Regions from separate parts of the Homo sapiens genome. Here all the other regions are linked to region 1. Evidence: chromatin contacts called from ENCODE Hi-C or POLR2A ChIA-PET data. All regions are on one chromosome and are shown on one strand. The core of a region is the stretch at or near the end of the contact, and the rest is flanking DNA. Distances in the headings are between cores, read along the strand shown.

Evidence for each region. A loop is a pair of places that touch in the nucleus more often than their neighbours do. ChIA-PET counts read pairs that join two places held with the same protein, here RNA polymerase II (POLR2A). Pooled maps may share reads with other maps.
Region 2: a loop to region 1 is called in a map of B cell, with 13 times the contacts of the local background. The contact joins the enhancer-like site here to the promoter of TKT in region 1. A Hi-C loop is called at or near these places in 1 of 168 maps with a recorded cell type or tissue (B cell) and 5 of 50 pooled maps. POLR2A ChIA-PET finds 5 or more read pairs at or near these places in 1 of 52 experiments (Caco-2).
Region 3: a pooled map shows a loop between it and region 1 (12-fold over the local background). The contact joins the promoter of SFMBT1 here to the promoter of TKT in region 1. A Hi-C loop is called at or near these places in 1 of 37 single-sample maps with no recorded cell type and 9 of 50 pooled maps. POLR2A ChIA-PET finds 5 or more read pairs at or near these places in 2 of 52 experiments (H1 and activated T-cell).
Region 4: a loop to region 1 is called in a map of dorsolateral prefrontal cortex, with 2.9 times the contacts of the local background. The contact joins the promoter of CACNA1D here to the promoter of TKT in region 1. A Hi-C loop is called at or near these places in 1 of 168 maps with a recorded cell type or tissue (dorsolateral prefrontal cortex). POLR2A ChIA-PET finds 5 or more read pairs at or near these places in 1 of 52 experiments (WTC11).

What each region holds. Positions count from the first base shown.
Region 1 is chr3:53,252,971-53,258,696 of GRCh38, forward strand. TKT (transketolase) reads right to left here and starts at 3,052. Exons shown (of 14, transcript NM_001064.4): 1 at 2,866-3,052. The coding sequence starts at 2,972. RefSeq lists silencers at 2,649-3,338, 5,603-5,726 and an enhancer at 5,603-5,726.
Region 2 is chr3:53,069,724-53,075,556 of GRCh38, forward strand. It overlaps a transcript of RFT1 not described here. Among named protein-coding and RNA genes, the nearest start is that of SFMBT1, 27 kb to the left of the region's middle. RefSeq lists enhancers at 2,920-2,969, 3,210-3,827, 3,320-3,439. Within about 2 kb of position 3,553, at least 31 of the 41 ENCODE cell types and tissues checked have a DNase peak (open chromatin) inside an H3K27ac peak, as active enhancers do; they include B cell, where a contact is called at or near this core.
Region 3 is chr3:53,044,258-53,050,375 of GRCh38, forward strand. SFMBT1 (Scm like with four mbt domains 1) reads right to left here and starts at 1,816. Exons shown (of 21, transcript NM_016329.4): 1 at 1,559-1,816. RefSeq lists silencers at 855-1,144, 1,505-1,564, 1,665-1,984, 2,035-2,144 and enhancers at 2,132-2,633, 2,634-3,133.
Region 4 is chr3:53,490,965-53,496,622 of GRCh38, forward strand. It overlaps CACNA1D (calcium voltage-gated channel subunit alpha1 D), which reads left to right and starts at 3,647. Exons shown (of 48, transcript NM_001128840.3): 1 at 3,647-4,269. The coding sequence starts at 4,203. RefSeq lists enhancers at 3,096-3,595, 3,926-4,711, 4,712-5,496.

The DNA.
Region 1 (5,726 bases), core at 1,802-4,301:
CTGGGATTACAGGCGCCCGCCACCACGTCCAGCTAATTTTTTGTATTTTTAGTAGGGACAGGGTTTCACCATGTTGGCCAAGCTGGTCTCGATCTCCTGACCTTCAGGTGATCCACTCGCCTACACCTCCCAAAGTGCTGGGATTAAAGGGATGAGTCACTGCGCCTGGCCGAAACATTATTTATTTTTGGAGACAGGGTCTTGCTAATGTTACCCAGGCTGGTCTTGAACTCCTGGCCTCAAGCGAACCTTCTGCCTTGGCCTCCCAAAGTGCTGGCATACATGTAACACCATGCCCAACTATTTTTCTTTTCTTGGCCTTTCTTTCTTTCTCTCTCTCTCTCTTTCTTTCTTTTGAGACACAGTCTCACTCTGTCACCCATGCTGCAGTGTGTGGCATGTTCAAGGCTCACTACAGCCTCAACTTCCTGGGCTCAAGTGATCCTCTGCCTCAGCCTCCCATGTAGCTGGGACTACAGGTACACATCACCACACCTAGCCAATTAAAAAAAATGTTTGGCCGGGGGCAGTGGTTCACACTCGTAATCCCAGCACTTCGGGAGGCCGAGGTGGGTGGATCACCTGAGGTCAAGAGACCAGCCTGGCCAAGATGGTGAAACCCCATCTCTACTAAAAATACAAAAATTAGCCGGTGCGGTGGCGGATGCCTGTAGTCCCAGCTACTCAGGAGGCTAGGGCAGGAGAATCAGTTGAACCTGGGAGGCAGAGGTTGCAGTGAGCCAAGATTGTGCTGCTGCACTCTAGCCTGGGCGATAGAGCAAGACTCCATCTCAAAAAAAAAATTTTTTTTTTAAGCTATGGGGTCTCACTGTGTTGCCCAGGTTGGTCTGGAACTCCTGGGCTCAAGCAATCCTCCCACCTTGGCCTCCCAAAGTGCTGTGATTACAGGCATGAACCACCATGCCCTGCCAAGAAGCATTCCTGACAGCATGAGCCCCAACCAGACAGTACGGAATGGCCACCAATTCCCAGCCTGGGCAAGTAACTTAACACACTAGCCTCAGTGTTCCCGTCTATAAAATGTGAATACAACACAATCTATCTCACAGGGTTATTCTCAGGATGCAACAAACGATGATGCTGTGTCATACCAGATACCTACTTGGCAGCTCAGGAACCCTGTAAACATCTGCATGTTTTATCTAGCCCTGAAAGATGCTCAGATGTGCAATACTACTTAGTTGGGTAATTGCTGCCTCTCTCCAGCTAGACCTCAGACCCCCTGAAACGGCCAAAGGTAGCAGGTCCAACAGTACCAAATAAGCAATACAAGGCCTGCAGAGCTACCGTGTGCCAGGCTGGTGAAAGGGGAGCTGAGAGTAAGCCAGGTCCCTGCCCAGGCAGGGGATACCCCACATAAGTGGTAAGACTGACACAAACCCAGGAGAGCTAACAGGTCCAAAGTGTGCAAGGCAGTGGGTGGGGGAAGGGCTTTGAAAGACATCTAATCCCTTCTGAGAACAGGGTGTCTTAGAGGCACAAAGGGTGAATGCGTATCCACCCAGAAAGGTGAACAGATTTACTTCTTAATAATATATCCTGAATGAAATTGGCCAGAAGCCAGAATCTTGTCTGTCTGAAACAGAGCTTGTTTGGGAAGGTCCCGAGAAATCATCCATCACGCAGCCCTCACAACCCTGTCATGAGCCCGGAGCACTGCTGGCACTGTGGCCTCAAAGCAGCCTCCAAGTAGAGCACTGGAGTCCTTGAAACCACCCAGCGTGGTTAAGTGCCATTACTGTCCCCGCTTTACAGAGCGGGAAGCAGGCTCTGAAGTAATTCACTGACTGACCCCCTCACCCACCCCACTGGACACCTCCAGCTGCATGCACGGTGGCCCTCATTAATTATCCCTGTCTCCGCTACAGAGGAGGCTCCTTGGGTGTCCACCTTCTGGGCCAAAAGGGCTGGCCAGGGAAGGATCTTGGGGCCTAGGCACGCCAGCTCCTGCCTGGGAGATACAGCACCTGGTGGCTGGCCCTGCCCCAGGACGTCACTCCCGGCGCTAGGGCCCTGGAACTCCGTCCTTCCGGCGCTCAGCCTTCTCAGTCTCCTTGCCCTCCGCCTCCTCCCGCCCCAGGTCAAATCTTAGACCTCCTTTTCACAATGGATCCCAGGGTTCTGCACCCACGTGCCACCGCCCTCCTCCCCTCTTCCCCCAATCAGCCCCGCCGCTGCCTGGCGTCTCAGCAGCCCCCTGCTCCAAACTCGGACCCAACCCAGGGGTGGCAGGAGACAGGGGTAGGGGAGCGTAGTCTGAGGTGGGGAGAAGGCCGGGCCCCCGAGTCTCCTGCAAGAGGAATTAAAAACAGGGTCTCTAGAGTCGGACTGCTGGGGCTCAAATCAGATCTCCCTGTGTGTAACTTTGGGTAGCTGACTAACTCGGAGCCTCCGTTTCCCCATCTGGAAGGGGGAACACTCCCGGCGGCGCCCACACAGCCAGGTGGTGGAGAGGGTTAAGAGGGCCGCGTTCTGTAGAACAGCAGTAATGGTGGCCTTCCCGGCATCACCCTAGAGGGTACTTGGCGAGTCGCGAGCCCATCCCCCGCGCCACCATGCAGCTGCGCGGCCGGCGATCCGCGTGGGGAAGAGCCGGCCTGAGGCGCACGGAGGACCAGAGGCCCACGCGGCCGAGCCCGGGCGTAGGGCGAGTGTGCGGCGCAGCGGAAGCCGCCTGCAGCCCGGGGCCCTGCGAGGCGCGCGTCTCCGCCCTCCGACGGCGCCCGGGCCACCTTCCTCGTCTAGGCATCTCGCAGCGCGACCCAGAGCCCGCGGCGACTCTGGCCGCCGCAGACGCCCCCCGCCCCGCCCGAGCCGCGTCCCCGGCCGGCGCCGCGCACTCACCCAGAGCCCGCCGCAGTGGTGGCCTGGATGGAGCTGATACGTAGGCGGTTGGCCGTGTCCTTCAAGGCCTGCAGCTTCTGCTGGTCAGGCTTGTGGTAGCTCTCCATGGTGCGGCAGGCGGGGACCGGGCGCACACGCGGACACACAGAGATAGCGGCTGCTCCCGCGGCGACAGGCGGCTGCCGAGGCCGGGCGCGGGGCGGGGGCGCGTTAAGTCGCCGGGCGGGGCGGGGCGGGGATGGGAGAGGCGGGGCAGGGGGAGGAGGCGGGGCTCGGATCACCCCAGGCCTTCAGCCCCGCCCCGCCTGGGGCCGCCTCCTGCCCGCTCCCCTCCCCTAGGCGCTGGGCCGCTGCGGACTGCGAGGTTAGCAGTTAACCACACACACCAATAATAATAACATAACGAACAACTCAGGATTCGAGTCTGGGCTCCTGACTCGAAAGCCTCTCAGTCTCCCTCCTCCACACAGTCCTCCGTGGACTTGTCACGGCGAATCCCATTTTAGAGATGGACAAACTGAGGCTTGGCAAGGGCAATCAAGGTCACAAGGCTGGTGGGTGCCAGGCTTGGCCCCAGCCGACCAACCCCAGGCCCAAGAGACTGCAGGACTTAATTTTGAGACTGAGTTTCGCTGTTGTTGCCCAGGCTGGAGTGCAATGGCATGATCTTGGCTCACCACAACCTCCGCCTCCTGAGTTCAAGCAATTCTCCTGCCTCAGCCTCCCTAGTAGCTGGGATTACAAGCATGCGCCACCACACCTAGCTAATTTTGTATTTTTAGTAGAGACGGGGTTTCTCCATGTTGGTCAGGCTGATCTTGAACTCCCGACCTCAGGTGATCCGCCTCGGCCTCCCAAAGTGCTGGGGTTACAGGGGTGAGCCACCGCACCAGGCCCTATTTCTTTTTTCTAATAATTAAAAAACTTGTTTTTTCTTTGAGACGGGGTCACCCATGGTCACCCAGGCTGGAATGCAGTGGAGTGATTACAGCTGCCTGAAGCCTCAGCCTCCTGGGCTCAAGTGATCCTTCTGCCTCAGCCTCAAAAGTAGCTGGGACCATAGGTACACACTACCACGCCCGGCTAATTTTTGTATGTTTTGTAGAGATGGGGTTTTGCCACTTTACCCAGGCAGGTCTTGAACTCCTAGGCTCAAGCCATCTGCCCTCCTCTGCCTCCCAAAGTGCCGGATTATAGGTATGAGCCACCATGCCCAGCCACTCAGGGCTTTAGAGCCCTGCACAGGGGATGGGGATTATTGAAAATGAGAATAGGATAGTGGTAGCCATGACAATGCCAGGTGATGATAACTGAGAAATTACTAGGGGAAGATCCTTTACAAATTATTAGGGCCTAGAAACACTACTGACTTTTAGGGAGATTATTGGGTTTGCTTCCAGGTCTGTAGGGACAGGGGCACCCACCACTACTGTTATCAGACCCCATGGTTCCCAGAGGTATGAAGCTCCCCAGAGTGGGATTAGGGAGGGGACTTTCATCACAGACACTGTTTCATTCAATCTGCCCACCACACTTGGCCAGTGAGGTACATACTGCCTACAATGCCTATTTTACAGAGGAAGAAGCTCCATTTGACAGAGGAAAGATAAAGGCAAGACCCTCAAACGGATGGCTGGGCAGGGAGCTAAAACCCTGAGAGATCCAAGAGGCACCAGTGGCCGCCCTGTGTCCTCTGTGTCCTCCCTGCATTGCCCATACTCAGAGAGCTCTGGCTCATGAGGCGATTGACTGAATTTGAGTGAGTCCCCCAGCTCGCCTCCAGGTGCTCCTCTGCTGGCCTGACCCCCAGATGCCCAATCAGACCCTAAGTATGGCATCCCATAGCACCTGGCTCCTGCTGGCCCAGCCCGCAGAGGCTGGCCCTATGGTGTCTGGCTGGTGAGGGCTATGGGCTAGGATTGGAGGGGGGCCCCACAGTGTGCCACCCTCAGATGCCTGGCAGGTGCCACCTCTGCCCTCAAGCTGCTCACTGTCTGGAAAAAGGGCAAACCCTTGAAACCCTTTGAAAGCTCTGTGCCTTCCAACTCTGTGGCCCTTAGAGCAGTGGCTCCCTAAGGGAGTGGACTCCATTTCCCCATCTGCCTAATGGGACTCATCCTTATCACTCTGGTCTCTGACAATGGCACAGAACTCACCATGGCTCTGGGGACCTAGGAGTAATGGAAAGAAAATTGTCCCCTCCCCACCACCTGGAGCTCCAGGGACCTCAGGGAGGCTCTCTCTCCTCCTGGTGTTCCACATGAATGGGGCCTGTGATACTATGATATGCATATACAGGCCCCTGGCTTAGAACTGCCCCCAACCCTTGTTATACCACTGGGGTGCTTTAGACCTCAGGAGCAGACCCCAGAAACAGAGTCTCTCAGGCCTTCTCCTACCTTCCTTTCACCTGCTCCTTTCTCTCCCCATGGCAGGATCTTCTCCTGCCGGTCTGTCTTGGAGCTGGCCATAAGTAAGTTCTCTCACCTACCTCGTGTAATTGTAGGTCATTAGACCCCCATGAGAAGGGGTTCTGTCCCATACCCATGAGGAGGGAAGACCAGAGTGGGTGCAGAGTGATAAGGATGAGTCCCGTTAGGCAGATGGGGAAATTGAGGCCACTCCCTTAGGGAGCCACTGTCCTAAGGGCCACAGAGTTGGATGGCACAGAGTTTTCAAAAGGTTTCAAGAGTCTGCCCTTTTACCAGACAGTGAGCTTCACAGAGAGGTCAAGAAGAGTCAGGACACACAGGTCTTGCGGGGTTTCCCCACTCAGTCAGTTAGTATTAGATCATATACTTTTGGTCTAATCACATTTCCACAAGGTTGTCAATCATGTCTGTCCAATGAAATGTCCATGA
Region 2 (5,833 bases), core at 2,303-4,802, 180 kb before region 1:
GCAATTCTACTTCCCAGCGCCTCCCCGTAGAGAGCCTGGCAGAGACCTGCACTGTGGCGGCCACTGCAGTGAGCTGTAACAGCACCGCTGAAAACAGCCTGGATGTCCAGCAATAGGGGATGAGGTAAACCCTGTGGGTTTCCCATATATGCACAGCCTAGTGGCAATTACAAGGACTGAGGAGGGAAATGTTTGGCTTTGGGATGCTGTGTGTCTATGGAGACAGACTACTCCCCACTGTGCCCTGCAGCAGAGCAGGCTCTCTGGGAGGCACCCTAGCTGTGGATTCAGGAAGATGGGGCTGGCTAGATGTTTCCTGCCCTGCTTGGAGGTTGGCTTCCCCCATCTCCCACCTGCCCCCATCCCAACCCAAACCTAACTGCAGTGGTTGGGGATAAAGGAGAAAATAAGTCTGGGTGTGATAGCTCATGCCTGAAAATCTAAAACTCTGGGAAGCACAAGCAGGAGGATAGCTTGAGCCCAGGAGTTCAAGACCAGTGTGGACAACATAGTGAGACCTCGTCTCTTGAAAAAAATCAAAACAGGCTGGGTGCGGTGGCTGACGCCTGTAATCCCAGCACTTTGGGAGGTCAAGGTGGGAGGATTGCCTGAGCCCAGAAGTATGCTGGGATTACAAGTGTGAGCCACCATGACCAGCCCTGTATTATGGTTTTTTTTTTTTTTTTTTTTTTTTTTGAGACGGAGTCTCACTCTGTCGCCCAGGCTGAAGTGCAGTGGCACGATCTCAGCTTATCGCAACCTCCGCCTCCCGAGTTCAAGCAATTCTCCTGCCTCAGCTTCCCGAGTAGCTGGGATTACAGGCATCCGCCACCACACCCAGCTAATTTTTGTATTTTTAGTTAGAGACAAGGTTCCACCATGTTGGCCAGGCTGGTCTCGAACTCCTGACCTCAGGTGATCCACCTGCCTCAGCCTCCCAAACTGCTGGGTGTATTATGTTTTTAAAGTAAAAATGCATTCATGTATTTCTTATATAATAAGCCACTAAATAATTTTAAAAGTTTTTTTTTGGCCAGGTGCGGTGGCTCACACCTGTAATCCCAGCACTTTGGGAGGCTGAGGTGGGCAGATCACCTGAGGTTAGGAATTCAAGACCAGCCCGGCTCAGCCTTCCAAGGAGCTGGGATTACAGGCACATGCCACCACGCCTGGCTAATTTGTATTTTTAGTAGAGACAGGGTTTCACCATGTTGGCCAGGCTGGTCTAGAACTCCTGATTCAGATGATCCGCCCACTTTGGCCTCCCAAAGTGCTGGGATTACAGGCATGAGCCACCAAGCCCAGCCAAAATGTTTAAATTAGTAAAGAAAGAAAATTCTGGAATTTTTTGTAGAGGTGGGGTCTCACTAAGTTGCCCAGGCTGGTCTCAAACCCCTAGGCTCAAGCAATCCACCCAAAGTGCTGGGATTACAGGCAGGAGACACTACACCCAGCCTAAAAATTTTTTTTGAAAGCTTAAAACAAGGAAGGAAAAGGGAAAACGGAAGCTAAGGAGACCAGTGAAGAAGCTGTTGGCAAAGGGTGGTAAGACCTGAGCCGGCGTGTCCCCATCTGTGAAATGGGTACACCGATCCCTATGGTCACTGAAGCTGTTGAGAGGACCCCTGCGCTAATGAGAGTGAACTCTGCAGTCTGTGAGGTTGGTGCCCCAGATACTTAGCTGGAGGACAGGACTCTGCCCAAGTCCCTTGTATGGGCCTACCTATGGGGCCACCCTCCTCGCTATGCCTGATCCTCACAGGTTTCAGCACACTGGCCCCAGGTCACAGGGGCCGACCTGGGACATAGAGAAAGATCCAGCCATGGGGCTACCTCCCAGAGCAGACACCAGCCCTTGACGGGCCCAGCAGCCATGTTGGGTCTCCATGCAATTTAGTCTTATGAGCCACAGCTCAGCTTAGACTCAGGCTCCAGGAATAGGTCCCCAAGACACTCTCATTCCCCAGTGGTTCCCAGCAGTATTGGGACAACCAAAATCAGCCTCAAACTGCTCAGGCCTTCCCCAGGGATATGACACTTAGCAGCTCCTGGGGCTGCCCAGGCTGAGAACTACCTATCCCCAGCCCCAGGTAGAGAGCCCCAAGTCTGGCTGTAAGAACAAGGTGAAGCCAAAGACTCAAAAGCAGGTCCTTGCCTCCCGTGACTGCAGGCACAGCCCAGTGAGGGGCAGCAGGGCTGCCAATGGTCCCCTGAATTGGCACCCACTTCCTGGGTTTAGCACCACTGTGGCCTCAAGAGGCCCTAAAGGAGGGTTGTCATGGCATGCACCATGGGTTCCTCACATAGTTCCTCTGGCCCAGGGGAACACGTGTCCTAGAGGCAGCTGCTCCTGGCGTCACTGTTGGTAGGTCCAGATGAAGGACAGGCCTCTGCCTGGGAGTGTCAGGATGCAGAGAGGCTGCCTCATTCCTGCTGCGGCAGCCAGGGTCCCCACACACTCACACTCATGTCAGCGAGGTCACAGGAGGTCGTCTCTACATGAGGCTGTGATAAGGCTGCGTGGGAGCCTGCATGCAGGCTCAGCATCATCCTGCCCGGGCGGGAACCCTGGTCCACCCTTGCTGTAGGACTTCAGTCAAATGACAGCCTCTCTTGACCCTCAGTTTCCCCAACTGCAAAAGTAGCACCCGACAACATGCACTGACCCCCCAGGGCTGCTGGGCGTGCTTGGCTGATGGTTCACTCTCAGAAGTATCTGTCCCTACCCACCTCGTAGGTGCGGTCAGGTGAGTTCTTCTCTGCCTCTGTTTCCACACTGCACCTGGAAGAAGCTGGAGGACCTGCTCTCCTAATTGCTCCTCTACCACTGATGTTGTAAGAAGGGGACACTGACTTGTCACTCTCTGCCAATGTAGGAGCCAGGCACTGTCTCTGTTGGCTCAGGGCTGGGCTCCCAGGAAGTAAAAGCCTAAAGGCTCAGGGAGGCCATTTAAGGTCTAGGGTCCAGTGGACTTTCGGACGCATCGCAGCCTCCGCTGAGCCCTTCTAGCAGGCTTGTGGTGACTGCACCCTGGGGCGGCTGCTCCATTGTTTCCTGTCAGTCCCGCTCATCTGCTCAACAACCCTTTGGAGGAAACACACAGGAGGGTCCTGCCCTCTAGTGGCTGCCGGCGGCCAGGTCTCTCCTCACAGGGCTCCGCCCGCGACCTCAGAGGAGCCCACCGCCCTCTCTGCCTGCTCTAGTGCCTGCCGCACAGCAACAAGCAGGCATTTCCTGGGGGTGAAGCCGAGGCTGGCCCCATGAGCTGACACCCAGCAATCTTCATCTCCGAGCACCTTTGAGTCCTGGGGGGCCCTGCTTCCAGATGTGAGCCCCCAGCCCGTGGGGCTGGGTGGTCCTGGGCTGTGCCACAGGGTTTCAGCCCACCGCGAAGGAGGCCTGACGGTGTCCAGGTCGAGGGCACCTGTGGGCAATGATTGACATAACACTGCAGAGAGAGAGCCTGGTGGGGCACCGGCCTCTGCCCAGGCTGGGTTCCGGGGCCTTCCCCCATGTGCCCACATCCCATGCTTCCCCCGTTACAGCCTCTGCCGTCAGACTGCGCACCAGCATCTGTGGGTGAGGAGAGAACCTGGGCTGGGGCTTGACACAAAAGGGGCTTTGCCTCTGGACACCCCCACCTGTGCCGCAAGTGGAGGGGGCGGGGAAACGGGGAGGAGGGAAAGTAAGCGGAAGTCCCGCCTCTGTGGAAGCGCCTCTGCACCCTTTGTCCCCCAAGGGAAGCACAAGTGTGTGGCCAGTCAGATAAAGCAGGCCTTTCCTTGCCTTTATGGAGCCACGGGCTGAGGCTGGACCAAGGGTCAGTGAGGGGTTCAGGAGGCCCCCTCTGCGCCTCTCTTCCAGGCCCTGAGCCCATCATTCCCTTCGTTGTTAGAGTGAAACTGTGAAGAGCCGCAGCTCTGTGCCGGGCGAAGAGGATTTGGCAGTGAAAAGGATGAGCTTGCCTTGCCCTGGGGGCAACTGGCACCTGGGGTAAGAGGTGGCCGGTGAGAGCCTGAGCCCTCTGGAGAGCAGAGGCCCCGTTGTGCACAGAGCCAGTATACCCAATGCTCGGGGAGCTCCCAACAACCCTACCCAGCCCTGCGGGAGACCACAAAGCTCTAGGGAAGAGCCTGTCCCAGGAAGCACAGGGCTTCGAAGTTCTGACAAGGACATCGGAGTTCCAGGCCCACCCCACACATGCACACACTTCCTGCTTCCAATTAGCACTAATTGGACGACTGGGAAAACCCACAGACCATGAAGCAGAAGCAGTTAGGTCTGCGGGGCCCCGGTGAGGCAGGCCCTGCGAGGGCCCAGGTGAGCCAGGCTCTGGGGGATGGGCCCTGGGGTCTCTGTCTCTCTGAGAGGGGATCAGGTGATCAGGGCCACATCTGCCAGGATCCCTACTGGCCCCTCTGGAAGACGGAAATTGTCCCAGGGCCAGGGCAGAAGCTGGGTGTGGGGGAGCCTGACAAACACCCCCTCTCAGCCTGGCATTTAAGGCTCCCCTAAACCTGGCCCTACCAGCATCCCCCCTCCCAACCTGGTCTCTTTCATTTCTTCTGCTCCTAGTTCTCACTGCCTAAGTCACCCACTGATTAATTCTTTATGTCACTCCATCTATTCATGTATTACGTGTCCAGGAGCCCTCCTGTGGCCAGATCCTGGGACCACAGAGATGGATGTGCCAGGCTTGGCTGGTCAGGTGGACCTTGGAGCCAGGACCTTTTCCAGGGTCCCCAGAGCACTGGATGGTCAGAATCAAAACAGGGCTAAGGCAGGTCCAGGGGAGGGGAGGGTCCTGATGCTCACCTCCTTCCTACTTGAGCAGCCCTCTCTCCTACCACCTATCCAGCTAGGCCTGGGCCCAGGTTGGCAGAGACCACATTGCAGGGCAACCCCTCTGCTGGCTCCACTTCATTCTTGGTGGGAAGAAGGAGGCCAGGCTGAGCACTGCATGCGTATGAATAGAAGTATCAGCTTTGCTTGGCACTCTCTGGGTGAGGCTTTGTGTCCCTTGATCCTTTAGACCGCACTCAGGGTATGTGCCAGGCTGTGTCCACATCCATGGCCAAGCTCAAGACAGAAGCTCTGCCAGGAACAGCTAGGACTAGGGGGCAAGAAGAGAAGCAGGCACCAAATCTGAGCTGCTCTGGGGTGGGTCTAGCCCGTGGGGAGAAGCAGGGACTGGCCCTTAGCAAGAGGCTGGCTCTGGAACTTGCATGCTGGAGTAGTCTGGGCCCCAGCCCCAGAGTGAGGGCCCCGAGTCAACCCTTTATATAATACTGCATGGCTCAGGCCCTCAGCCCTGAGCAGGGGTAGTGAGAACAAGGCCCCTTGCCCCACAGGTGTATGTCGGGCCTGACCCTTGGGCCCCGTTCTCCAGAACATCCCCACCACAGAGACAGAGGCTCAGCTCCACTCCCTTCCCTTCCCCTGCTTAGAGACCAACCTGGTCCTGGGCAATTTGGTGTTGCCATGACAACCACATACTTTCTTCTTCCCCACTTAGCCGATTGAATCTGAGTTGCAGATGAAATCCTGGTGAGTTGTGTGTTTAGAAAGCATGCGGCCATTTGGAGTGCTCCATGCATCTTTCATCTCCCAGACACCTCTGACACCCATCCCTTGTCTCTTGATGGCTGAGGGAGAGGATATGCGGCCTGTACCCTCTCCCTATGCCTGGGGTAGTCCTGGCCCAATGGCACAGCCTCCTTGAGGTACAGCCTCTGGCATGCAGGAACACATGGATGACATTCTCATGGGCAGCCTCTGTGGTGAGTGGGCCCTGTGAGCTGGATGGCAGTCACCAGGAGCCTCCGACAATGC
Region 3 (6,118 bases), core at 566-3,065, 210 kb before region 1:
CAGTTAAGAAAGCCACCGAATTTTCGAACTGAAAGCACCCCCAAACATCATCTGTTTATCTTAATGTTGCAAATAAGGAAAATCAAAGCTACAATGGGTAAGAAATGTGCCCAAGATAAGGCAGTTAGTCAATGACAACGGTAATAACAGAACTGTTTCCTGATCTCTGGCCGTTTCTACCAGGCCGTAACTTTTCTGACATCGCAAACAAATCTTAACTCCGAATCTACCTACGGCCTAATTCAACAAATGCCTCAAAACGCTAGTCAACAGGCCTCAAAGTGTACACATGAAGACACATCTTCCTTCATCCTCTCGCCAGTTGACAAATTAATGATTACACGTTCAGGCATTTTACCCAGATGCAATAAAATTAAGAATGACATCTTAGAAAATGTGGTTCAAGAGAAGACATACGCAGGGATTGACAAAATCCATCTTACTTCCTTTCGAATCTCTTTGATGGTTACTTGGTTCTCAAACACAGATCACTGCTAACAGGACTCAAAAACACCACTTGGGACCATCAACCAGTGCTGCTTCGGGCGACCCGCTGGGAACACCCCCACCTGACCCAAGCGTCCACCACTCCTTGAGCACAAGCTCTGGGGGTGACCTGTGCCTGCCGGCTTAGTTTTAGACCCTACGGGAACAGCTGACATCTTGTGAAAAACTTAGCATAACGTACATCCTTTCCGCGGGAATTTATTTCTGTTCGCACAAGGCGTTTCTGCTCCGCACAGAGCAGGCCTTGCTTCCCAGGACGCCGCTCGCCCCTCCACAGCCTCCTTTTCAGCGTCCAAAATCGGACTTTAGGAACAGAAATCGAAACGGTCGCGGACCTCCCGAGCGGCAGGTCGGGGCGCTGCCGGGTCGGCGCGGGGTCCAGCGGCGGTGCCCGGCGGGCCGCGGCGCGGGAGAGGCCCGCTCACTTCACAACGGCGGCCCGGAGCCACCGGTTGCGGCGGCCACTAGACGCTCCGCCACCGCGCAGCGACCGCCCGGGCCCTCCGAAGTTCCGACCGGCCGCGCGCCCGGCCCCAGCTGCGGGTTCGCGCCCCGCCCGGAGCGAGCCCGGGGGGCGGGTCCGCGGGGGCTCGGCGGGCGGAGCGCGGGGCGCGCGCGGGGAGGGGCGCGCGGCGGGCCCGGCGCGCCGGGGAACTTGGGCGCCCGCCACTGCCGCCGCCCGGCCACTTTCCTTTCACGCCTCCCGCGGGCTGACGCGCGCCGCGCTGCCTGCCAGGGGCTGACGGCCGCCGCCGCTCTCCGCCGCGGCGAGGCGCCCAGGCGCGCCCCTGCAGCCGGCCGGCCGGCGCGCGGGACCGCGGGGCCGCGCGCGGGCGCCGCGCTCCCCCCGCCCCGCCCCCGCCCCCAACGTGCCGCCGCCGCCGCCCGTTGGCGCCTCAGCCCGCGCGCCCGCCGGCGCCCGGCGGTTTCCCGTTGGCAAAGTTGCGCGGCCGCTTCGAAGGGGACGCCGTACGGTCCCCCGCCCCGGCGCCGCCGCCGCCCCTCCAGGCCGCCGCGCGGGAAGGCCCAGCCGGTGGCCCCGCTTTTTTACCTGCCCGGAGTTTTCGCGCGCGCGCTCGCTCGATCGCTCGCTTTTCCCCCTCTCGCGCTCGTTTTCTTTCTTTCTTTCCGTCTTTTCGCTCCCCCGCGCGGAAGCTTTTTCCTCCCGTGCTGCCCGCGCTCGCCCGCTCGCGCCCTCCTTCCTGCTGGGTTCGGCGGAGCGGGGCGGCCGGCAGCTCTCCCCGCCCCCCTCCACCCGCGCTCCGGCGGAGGCGGCGGCGGCGCTCCGCGCTCCGACTCATTCCAATATGGCACGGACGCAGGGCGCATGCGCCCGCGCCCCCCCACCCCCAGCTCCGCGGTCCTCCAGGCAGCCTGCGCCCCTCGCGCCGCGCCCGTGGAGCTCCCGGGCCCGGCTGCCCCGCTCCCGCCCCAGCGCCATCCCTCCTGGCTGGGGCCGCGCGGGAGGCAAGGACTCCGCGGGCTGGTGTGCCGGGGGTCCGGCGCCGCGGGCCACCCACGCCCCCAGCCAGCAACTCGGCGCGGACGGCCCCGAGGCCGTGGCGCAGGACACGCGGCGGCGCCTCGGGCCCCCGACGGCGCTGTGGCCCCGAGCGGAACGGCCCGGAAGAGGAGACGCGTCCCCGGGAACCCAGTGCCCGCCCTGGCCCAGCCCCGATCCAGCCTGCGCCTCACCTCGGGTTGTAGACAGAGCGGCGGGGATCCCAGAGGGGTTCGCGGGTCGGACCTGGAGTACCGGCCCGGCGAAGCGCGCCGCTGTCGCCCGCACGTGACTGGCTCGGACAAGATGGCATGAGCGGAGAAGCGGCCGGATCCCAGATGCGCGCGTGCCGCCGCCGCGGGCACTGCGCCCGTTTGCCTGCCCCTCGTCGGGGATCGGGCGCTCCCTCTGAGACCTGAAAGGGCACCCAAGTGCCCCCTGTCTGCGAAGTCCGGCGCGGGCCCTTCGGCGCCCCCGATGTCTCTAGGCTTCCGCAGGAGGCGCCCTGTAAATCTTGAGTCTTCCTGCAGCGAGGGGGCACAGGACAGCTGCGAATTGGGACGAACGAGCCCAGAGCCCCGGGAAGGATCAGAACCTCGAAGGCGGCTTCAAGTCGGCCCCGCAGCCCGAGGTGACCGTGGGCGGTTACGTTGCCCGAGCTCGCCCCCTCCTCCTGAGCGCAGGTGCCCGTGGGACATACACCCGCCCACCTGCTCCGGAAAGTTCCCTCCAGAAGGGAGTTCCCGCGCCACCGAGACCCGGGAGCTCCCGATCAGACTCCCAGGCCGTGAAAGGCGTTATCGGACAGGGCCCAGAGGCGCCCCCACAGCAAGAAGAAAGTCTGGGGTTCTCACCGTGTGCCAGGTGCGAGCTCAAGCCACCTCCCTCAACCGCTCTGAGAAATATCCCACTTCACAAACTTGCTCAAAGTCACGCTGCTGGCTGGATTTGAATCCAGATTTTTTTTAGCACCACTGAAAAAACAATATGACAACCGGAGAAAGAAAAATCTAAAAAGAATACAGTAATCCATATTGTTACAAAGAAATGCAACTTTTCACGACATGAAACATATATATACTGTGTATAGTTGCAACCACACTTTTTTTGTTACTACTTTCACTACCATTTTTATTTGTTCACGATTCATTTTTAAGGTGTGCAGGTGTCCTTAACTATTCACTCAGCCCCCTAATGTTTTTGGTTCTTTACGGTTGTTTGCTAACGTATCCTTGAATTCTGCACTTGGGACAAATACCTGGGAGTGGAAAGGCTCCCAGGTAGAAGGCTATGAATGGCCAAGTGGTCTTGGCTTACAGCGTCATATTTTTCCCAAGAGCTGCCCCAATTATTCTACCGCCTCCAAGGAACAAGTGTAAGGAGTTTAACACACTTATAAACATTGAGTGCCATTTCCCCCCTACTTTAATAGTCTATTGCTAGTTCAAGGTTACTTAGCATTTCTTAGGTGACACAACATTCAAAAATGAATGTTTTTCCATGCATTTACTATATGCATTCCCTCTCCTGTGAATAATCTATTCATATCCATCTTCTGGGGACTTGAACCTCTTCTAACTTTGAACAAGCATTTTTTTATGTTACAGATATTACTTCTTTGTCGTCATTGATGCAAATATTTTCTAGCCTGTTGTTCTTTCTTGTTTTATTCTAATGTTCAGTGTGTCATTCTAATGTTTTAATTGCTTCAGTGCTGACAAAGTGAGCTTTCTGCTGCCCATCTGATAGTCTTTTTTCTGCTAGTTTTGTACAATTTCATTTCATATTTCATTCTCTGATGACTATCCCGATTTTATTTTGGCTTATTTATTTGGAGTAAAATATGGACATAACTCACTACCACTGTCATCGGTTGTTATTAATTCTGCAGTTACCATTTATTAAATAATTATTGACCAGACGTGGTGACTTACACCTGTAGTCCTAGCATTTTGGGAGGTTGAGGCAGGAGGATCACTTCAGGCCAGGAGTTTTAGGCTGCAGTGAGCCGTGATTGTGCCAGTGCACTCCACCTGGGTGACAGAGCAAGACTCCATCTCAAAAAAAAAAAAAAAGGCCGGGCGCCATGGCTCACGCCTATAATCCCAGCACTTTGGGAGGCCGAGACGGGTAGATCACGAGGTCAGGAGATTGAGACCATCCTGGCTAACACAGTGAAACCCCGTCTCTACTAAAAATACAAAAAAATTAGCCAGGCATGGTGGCGGGCGCCTGTAGTCCCAGCTACTCCGGAGGCTGAGGCAGGAGAATGGCGTGAATCTGGGAGGCCGAGCTTGCAGTGAGCTGAGATCGCGCCACTGCACTCCAGCCTGGGCGACAAAGCGAGACTCCAACTCAAAAAAAAAAAAAATTCCTTTGTTTAGTAAAATCTACTTTTACGCTAGACTTTCTATTTTGATTAATATATTTCTGAATTCTCCATTTCCTTCCTTAGACCTCAGTTTGAGCAAATACCATATGAATCTAAATATTGGTTCTTTGGAATAGGTTCTAACATATGAAAAGGCTTGATTCCCTCTCATGCCCTTATGAGGTCTTCTTTTTTCAGATTATCAGTTGATATCCACACTGGTTTATGTGTCTCTACACATCCTAGGATAATCATATAAGGGTTAAGAGGACTGGCTTTGAGGACGGACCATCCAGGTTCAACAACCAGCCCTGTGACCTTGGCAACTTATCTATCCCCTCTGGGCCTTCAGGTCTTGGTCTGTAAAATTAGGATAAGAGTAACAGCTGCCTCTGGCCTGGCGCAGTGGCTCACGCCTGTAATCCCAGCACTTTGGGAGGCCGAGGTGGGCAGATTACGAGGTCAGGAGATCGAGCCCATCCTGGCTAACATGGTGAAACTCTGTCTCTACTAAAAATACAAAAAAATTAGCCAGGTGTAGTGGTGGGCGCTTGTAGTCCCAGCTACTCGGGAGGCTGAGGCAGGAGAATGGCGTGAACCCGGGAGACGGAGCTTGCAGTGAGCCAAGATCGTGCCACTGCACTCCAGCCTGGGTGACAGCAAGACTCCAACTCAAAAAAAAAAAAAAAAAAAAGATTAACAGCTGCCTCACAAGCTCAACGCCTAGGACATAGTAAAAGTTTTGTAAATGTTAGCTATTGTTAATGATTTTTTTGAGACAGAGTCTCGCTCTGTCACCCAGGCTGGAGTGCAGTGGTGCAATCTTGGCTCACTGCAACCTCTGCCTCCTGGGTGCAAGCGATTCTCCAGCCTCAGCCTCCTCAGTAGCTGGGATTACAGGCGCACGCTACCACACCCGGCTAATTTTTGTATTTTTAGTAGAGACGGGGTTTCACCATGTTGGTCAGTCTGGTCTCGAACTCCTGACCTTATGATCCACCCGCCTCAGCCTCCCAAAGTGCTGGGATTACAGGTGTGAGCCACCGCACCCAGCCTTTTTAAAATTTTTTTTGAGAGAGGGTCTCACTCGGTCACCCAGGCTGCAGTGCAATGGTGCTATCATGGCTCACTGCAGCCTCTACCTCCCAGGCTCAAGCAGTCCTCCCGCCTCAGCCCCGAGTAGCTGGGACTACAGGTGTGCACCACCATGCTCAGCTAATTTTTGTATCTTTTGTAGAGACAGGATTTTGCCATGTTGCCCAGGCTGGTCTTGAACTCCTGGGCTCAAGTGATCCACCCGCCTCAGCCTCCCAAAGCGCTGGCCACCACGTCCGGTCCTATCTTTCAATTTATTCAAATATTGTAAAACTCTCTTGCCTTTCTCCAGTGCTCACCTTCATGACCCCTAAGGAAGAAGAACAGAGAACTCAAGGAACAGTTTAAAACTGTCTGCACATCTGACTTGTGTCAGACACTGTGTAGATGTGGGTGTGGGTATGCACATGTGCAGTTGGACAGAATCTCCTTTAACTCTTGCAACATCCTTTAGGACAGGCCGTAACATTCCCTACGGACAAAGAGCAAACTGAGAGCTTCCAGGTCATCCTTAAAGAGAAGCAAAACTTAGCCACAAACCTGGCATGCCAGCTTCTCAACCACGCTACTGGGAAATTCGAGTTGGGGATTGTTGACCGAAGATGCAGCCCCAGAGGCGCACGGAACGAGGGGTAACTTATGGA
Region 4 (5,658 bases), core at 2,397-4,896, 240 kb after region 1:
CAGCCACCCACGTAGCTGGGACTTAAGGCGCACGCCACCATCCCCAGCTAATTTTTGTAATTTTAGTAGAGATGGGGTTTCACCATGTTGGCCAGGCTGGTCTCAAATTCATGGACTCAAGCCCGCCTTGGCCTTCCAAAGTGCTGGGATTATAGGCATGAGCCACTGAGCCTGGCCAAAATGAGGGTTTTATAGTACCTCGTAGGCTTGTTACGAGAATTAAATGAGTTAGTACATATAAAGTGCCTACCCTAGAACCTGGCACACAGGAAGCCTTTAAAAGATCTTATTATTTATTTATTCAGTAGTTTGCATTATCATGGGAATATAAATATTTAAATTACCCAATGGGCCAACGCATCTAGAGCTGTGCTGAATCAAGGCCCTCAAAAAAAAAAAATGCTTGCTGGAGACATCGCCAAGATGAGACTCATTCAGAAACTGGGATGGAATGTCAAAAACTCCAATTCAAGGCTGAGCAGTGGCTCATGCCCGTAATCCCAGCACGCTGGGAGGCTGAGGCAGAACTGCTTGAAGCCAGGGCTTGCAGCTTACAGTGAACTATGATCACACCACTGCACTCCAATCTGGGCAACATAGTGAGACCCTGTTTCTAAAAATAATTATTTAAAAAAAAAACCCCAAACCCTCCTGCAATACCATAAACTTGTTAAGATCTAACGCACAAAACCTGGAGACCGAAACCACAATTTAATCATGTCACTTTTGAGCTAAAACAACTTCACTGGCTCTCACTGCCAAGAAATTGAATCTGGTCTTCTTAGCCAGCCAGCCTTCCTCCACAGATTTGGGTTGGCCTTTCCAGCCTCCTCCTCCTCTAGCCCAGGGGGTCTTTGCCTCAGCCACACTGTGCTCCTGCTCATTTTTAAACACACCCACCTTGCACTTCAGTCTCCCCTGTGCCTTTGCTCTTACCCCCAAAGCTCATTCCTCATACATCATTTATGCCCTGTAAAAGTAGTCACCTGTTTTTAATAGACTTTATTTTTTTTAAGAGCAGTTTTAGGTTTACAGAAAAATTTTGCAGCAAGGACAGAATTCCCATATATTCTCTCCCCCAACAGTTTCTCCTATTAACATCTTGCATTAGTGAGCTACACTATATACACAGTTATAACACTGGTACACCCCAGTGTTATAATTGATGAACCAATATTGTGGTACTACTATTAACAAAAGTCTATAGTTTGCATTAGGGTTTATGCTTTGTGGTGTACAGTCCAACGGGTTTTTGACAAACGCATAATGTCCTACGTCCATCATGGCAGTATCATAAAGAATAGCTTCACTGCCCTAGAATTCCCTGTATGCCACCTATTCATCCCTCTTTCTCCCGGTCAGTTTTTAAGAATCAGTTCAAATGCCCTCTCTTCTGTGAAAACATCTCAGTTCCCTCAGTTACAATTAATCTGTCTGATGCTTGTATAGCGCTTTTTCATACTTGTTATAGCTGCTATGTTTGCATGGTATGAAAGAAGTATACACGGCCGGGCGCGCGGTGGCTCACGGCTGTAATCCCAGCACTTTGGGAGGCCGAGGCAGGTGTATCACCTGAGGTCAGGAGTTTGAGACCAGCCTGGCCAACACGGTGAAACCCCGTCTCTACTAAAAATACAAAAATTACCTGAGGGTGGTGGCGCGCGCCTGTAGTCCCACCTATTCAGGAGGCTGAGGCAGGAGAATCTCTCTTGAACTCAACAGGCAGAGGTTACAGTGAGCTGAAACTGCATCACTGCATTCCAGCCTGGACAACAGAGTGAGCAAGACTCCGTCTCAAAAAAAAAAAAAGTATACAAACTTTTCTTCTGTCATTAGGTTGTCCTTGAGGAAGGAACTGTGCCATAGATTTGTCCTGACATCTAGACCAGACCCTTATTCTTAACCGGTGCCTTATGAATGCTGGCTGCACTGAACTGAACAATGAGCAAATATGGTTCGGCTCAGTCATCCACTAGATACAGTATTTTTCCCTCTAGACAGGAGCTGCTGTTTGCAAATCTCCCCCATTCCAAATCTGAGCCAGCAAAGGTATCATAAAACAAACTTGCTCAGGGAATTTTGTAGAAAAGGCCTCAAGAGGCAAGGCTTTAGACCAGGAGTTCTGAAAGTGACATGTGTACTTGTGAATTTCATACATGCTCCTTGGATGGGCTAGTTTCTTTGGAGGGAACCGTCTTCTATTCCCTTCAGATTTTGGATCAGAAGCAGCCATAGGAGAGGTGGCCCAGGCCAGCTTTATATTGTTACTAGACCGTAGGGCGATTTCTCGCCTCTCCAGTCTCCAAAAACAAAGCACAAAAAAGGACAAGAGCCTGGTTGTTTTCATCCTCACGGACCAGACACCCCCTCAGGAAGGCCTCTGGAGAGTCTTCTGTCTGGTCCCCAGTCTCTCTGCCCAGGTGCCCCCCAACAATTGAGGATGACTAGTGTGTTCTCTTTGGGTAAGGAGCACCTTCCCATAAACACTTATTTTTCTTAATTCACGCTGAGCTTTTACTTTATTTTCGCTTTAAAGTCACTGTTCTGAAACGTTCTAAAACGCCGTAGGAACATGCAGATAGGAACAAAAGCAAATAAATCGAATCCTGTGAAGTAACAAAGCAGACGCCCTTCTCCTAACAGGCAGCACAAAGCTAAATGAAAAATATCAGTCATCCACTAGATAAAGTATTTTCCCCTTTAGACAGGAGCTGCCGTTTGCAAATCTCCCCCACCCTAAATCCAAGCCAGCGAAGGTATCAAAAAATAAACTACTCCCTTCAGCTCCCAGACTGGAGGCAACAGTTTCAGCAGCACCGTCTATTTCCTTGAACAACACGAGCGGTTTGAAAGACCTTGGCTTTGACTTCCCTGTACCTGCCTCCAAACACACGTGGGGGCGGGGTGGGGTGGGGGGAGATATTGCCCCCCATCCCCGTTGCCTTCCGCGACGCCAGGCCAGGCGCAGGGCAGGGGAGAAGATGGGGGGCGCCCTGGATTCGCGGTTCCAGCTGCAGGCAGTTACCTGGGGTAGTGAGTGCTCTCTACAGACCCGGGCTACCCCAACCCCCCCGATTCCAGAAAGGGCCGGAGAAAAGCAGGGGGCGCCTGCCCCGCTCCGGAGCAGCCAGGGAGCCCGGCCGAGCCTTGACGAGGATGAGCTCGGAGACCGCAGCAGCTACCGCCCGCTAGCACCTGAGCTCCCAGGGGGCGGGGCCTCCTCCAGGTGTGCGCAGAGGAGGCCGGCGCGGAGTCGGGGCCGGCGCGGGAGCCCGAGCTGTCCCCCAGCCCAGAAATGCGCGGGGAGGAGCGGTTCATCCGCACCCCAGCGCCGCGGGAGACACTGGCGCCGCCTGCCTCCTCCGGGTCCCGGGGGGAGAGCGCACCGTGCGGCGCGGAGGGGGTTAACCGGGCAGCCCGCCGCTGGAGCGCGCTTAACCCTTTGGAGCCCGCAGGTCAGCCGGGCCAGGCTGGGGTGGCGGCACCCCGAGTCCCACGCGACGGCCACCCCGAGCGCGCAAGTGGTGCCGGGCAGAACCGCGCGCCGGGCTGCAGACCCGCCGGGGCGCGGCGCGGCGCGGGCCGTGGGCGGCTCGGGGCGGGCGGAGGGCGGGGGACGGCGGCGGGCGCGCAGCGTCGCCAGGGCGAAGCCGGCGTGCGGCGCGGCGCGGCGGGCGCGGAGCGAGCGGGCGGGCGAGCGCCTCCGTCCCCGGATGTGAGCTCCGGCTGCCCGCGGTCCCGAGCCAGCGGCGGCGCGGGCGGCGGCGGCGGGCACCGGGCACCGCGGCGGGCGGGCAGACGGGCGGGCATGGGGGGAGCGCCGAGCGGCCCCGGCGGCCGGGCCGGCATCACCGCGGCGTCTCTCCGCTAGAGGAGGGGACAAGCCAGTTCTCCTTTGCAGCAAAAAATTACATGTATATATTATTAAGATAATATATACATTGGATTTTATTTTTTTAAAAAGTTTATTTTGCTCCATTTTTGAAAAAGAGAGAGCTTGGGTGGCGAGCGGTTTTTTTTTTAAATCAATTATCCTTATTTTCTGTTATTTGTCCCCGTCCCTCCCCACCCCCCTGCTGAAGCGAGAATAAGGGCAGGGACCGCGGCTCCTACCTCTTGGTGATCCCCTTCCCCATTCCGCCCCCGCCTCAACGCCCAGCACAGTGCCCTGCACACAGTAGTCGCTCAATAAATGTTCGTGGATGATGATGATGATGATGATGAAAAAAATGCAGCATCAACGGCAGCAGCAAGCGGACCACGCGAACGGTGAGCAGCCAGAGCCCGGGCACCCGCTGCCAAATCCGATCCTGTCATGGTCCTCCAGCCCCCTCCCCCTTCCCCGCGGCGCTGGATGGGTTGAGGGGGTTGGAGAGGGTGCTGCCAGCTCGGTGTCGTCTACACAGAGAGGGGACATGCGTGACAGCCACTCCGCGCTCCCCTCCAGGCCCTGAATGTCAGAGTTAATTCTGCATTTGTGGGGTGGGGGCGGCCGTGGAGTGTGTGGAGCGCGGTGCAGCCGGAGGGGCGGCGAGTCGGGGTGATTCGGGTTCAGTGTCCTCGGGCTCAACTTTCCTTCAACGCCCCCGAGCGATGGCAGGAGGGCCGCAAGTCTTCAGCCGGAGCCCCCTTGCCAGCCTCTTCTCGCCTTCCACTCCTCCCCCGCCCCCTCGTTGACTAGGAAGAAGGTCCCTGGTGGCATCCGGAAAATTCTAGGATTGCCCGGTTTCGCCCTCCGCGCCGGTGGGTGAAGCACACCCATCCCCTCGCGGGGGAGGCCCGGCCTCGGTATCGGGGAAAGGGGTTCGGGTGGAGCGTGCGTTCCCGCTCCCGTCGCCGGCTGTGCACACGTCGGTAACCTAGCAATGCCCGGGGAGCCGCTGCCGCTGTGGGGCTCCCCTCCCCAGCTCTGGCCCGGGCACCACGTGCAGCTTCCACGCCGGCCGGGGCTGGGTCGAGGGAGGATGGAGCAGCTCCTGGCCAGCCCTCCCCTTTGGAGACCGCCAGTGCCCCCCAACCCCTGTCGGCTGGAAGCCTTTCCGGGTGAGCGCTCCCCTAGGGAGAAGCTTGACATGACTCGACTCGTCCCCGCTCCGATTGCCCGCCGCTCGCCCGCTTTGCCCTCTTCTCAGGCTTTCAGACCCGTGCTTGCTTTGACTCTTTACTTAGCAATAATTGGCTTTGCAAACGCCCATCTCTCTACCTTGCTGTCACCTCTCTCACTTCTGCTTCAGTGAGGAGACTGTGGCGGAAGGCGGCAGGTGCCTGGGAGATCTGCCTGGGAGATGGCCTGACCCAAAGCTGGCGGGGGCTTCGCATAGGGAGCCTCCTTGAGTTTCTGCCTTGTGTGCACCTGGATACCAACCTACACGGAGATAATTCCCTCTTAGGCCTGGAGGCCCCTGGCATAATCCAGTCAGTCTATCCTAGGTGTAGGGGTGCAGGCTGACTGCCTTGTCTGTCTCTCTGGATGCTGGCTTGGCTGATGCTGCTGCAATTTAAAATGCAAAAAAGCCCTAAAGATGTTTTCTGTTTTCGGAAGCCTGTGGAGGAAATGAGTCCCAAGCATCATGAATTTTCATTTGCAGGAAGTGTCAGTGCATAATCTAGATATTTGTTATGGGGTTTTTGGTATTGCCTGGGTGCCTATGGAAGATT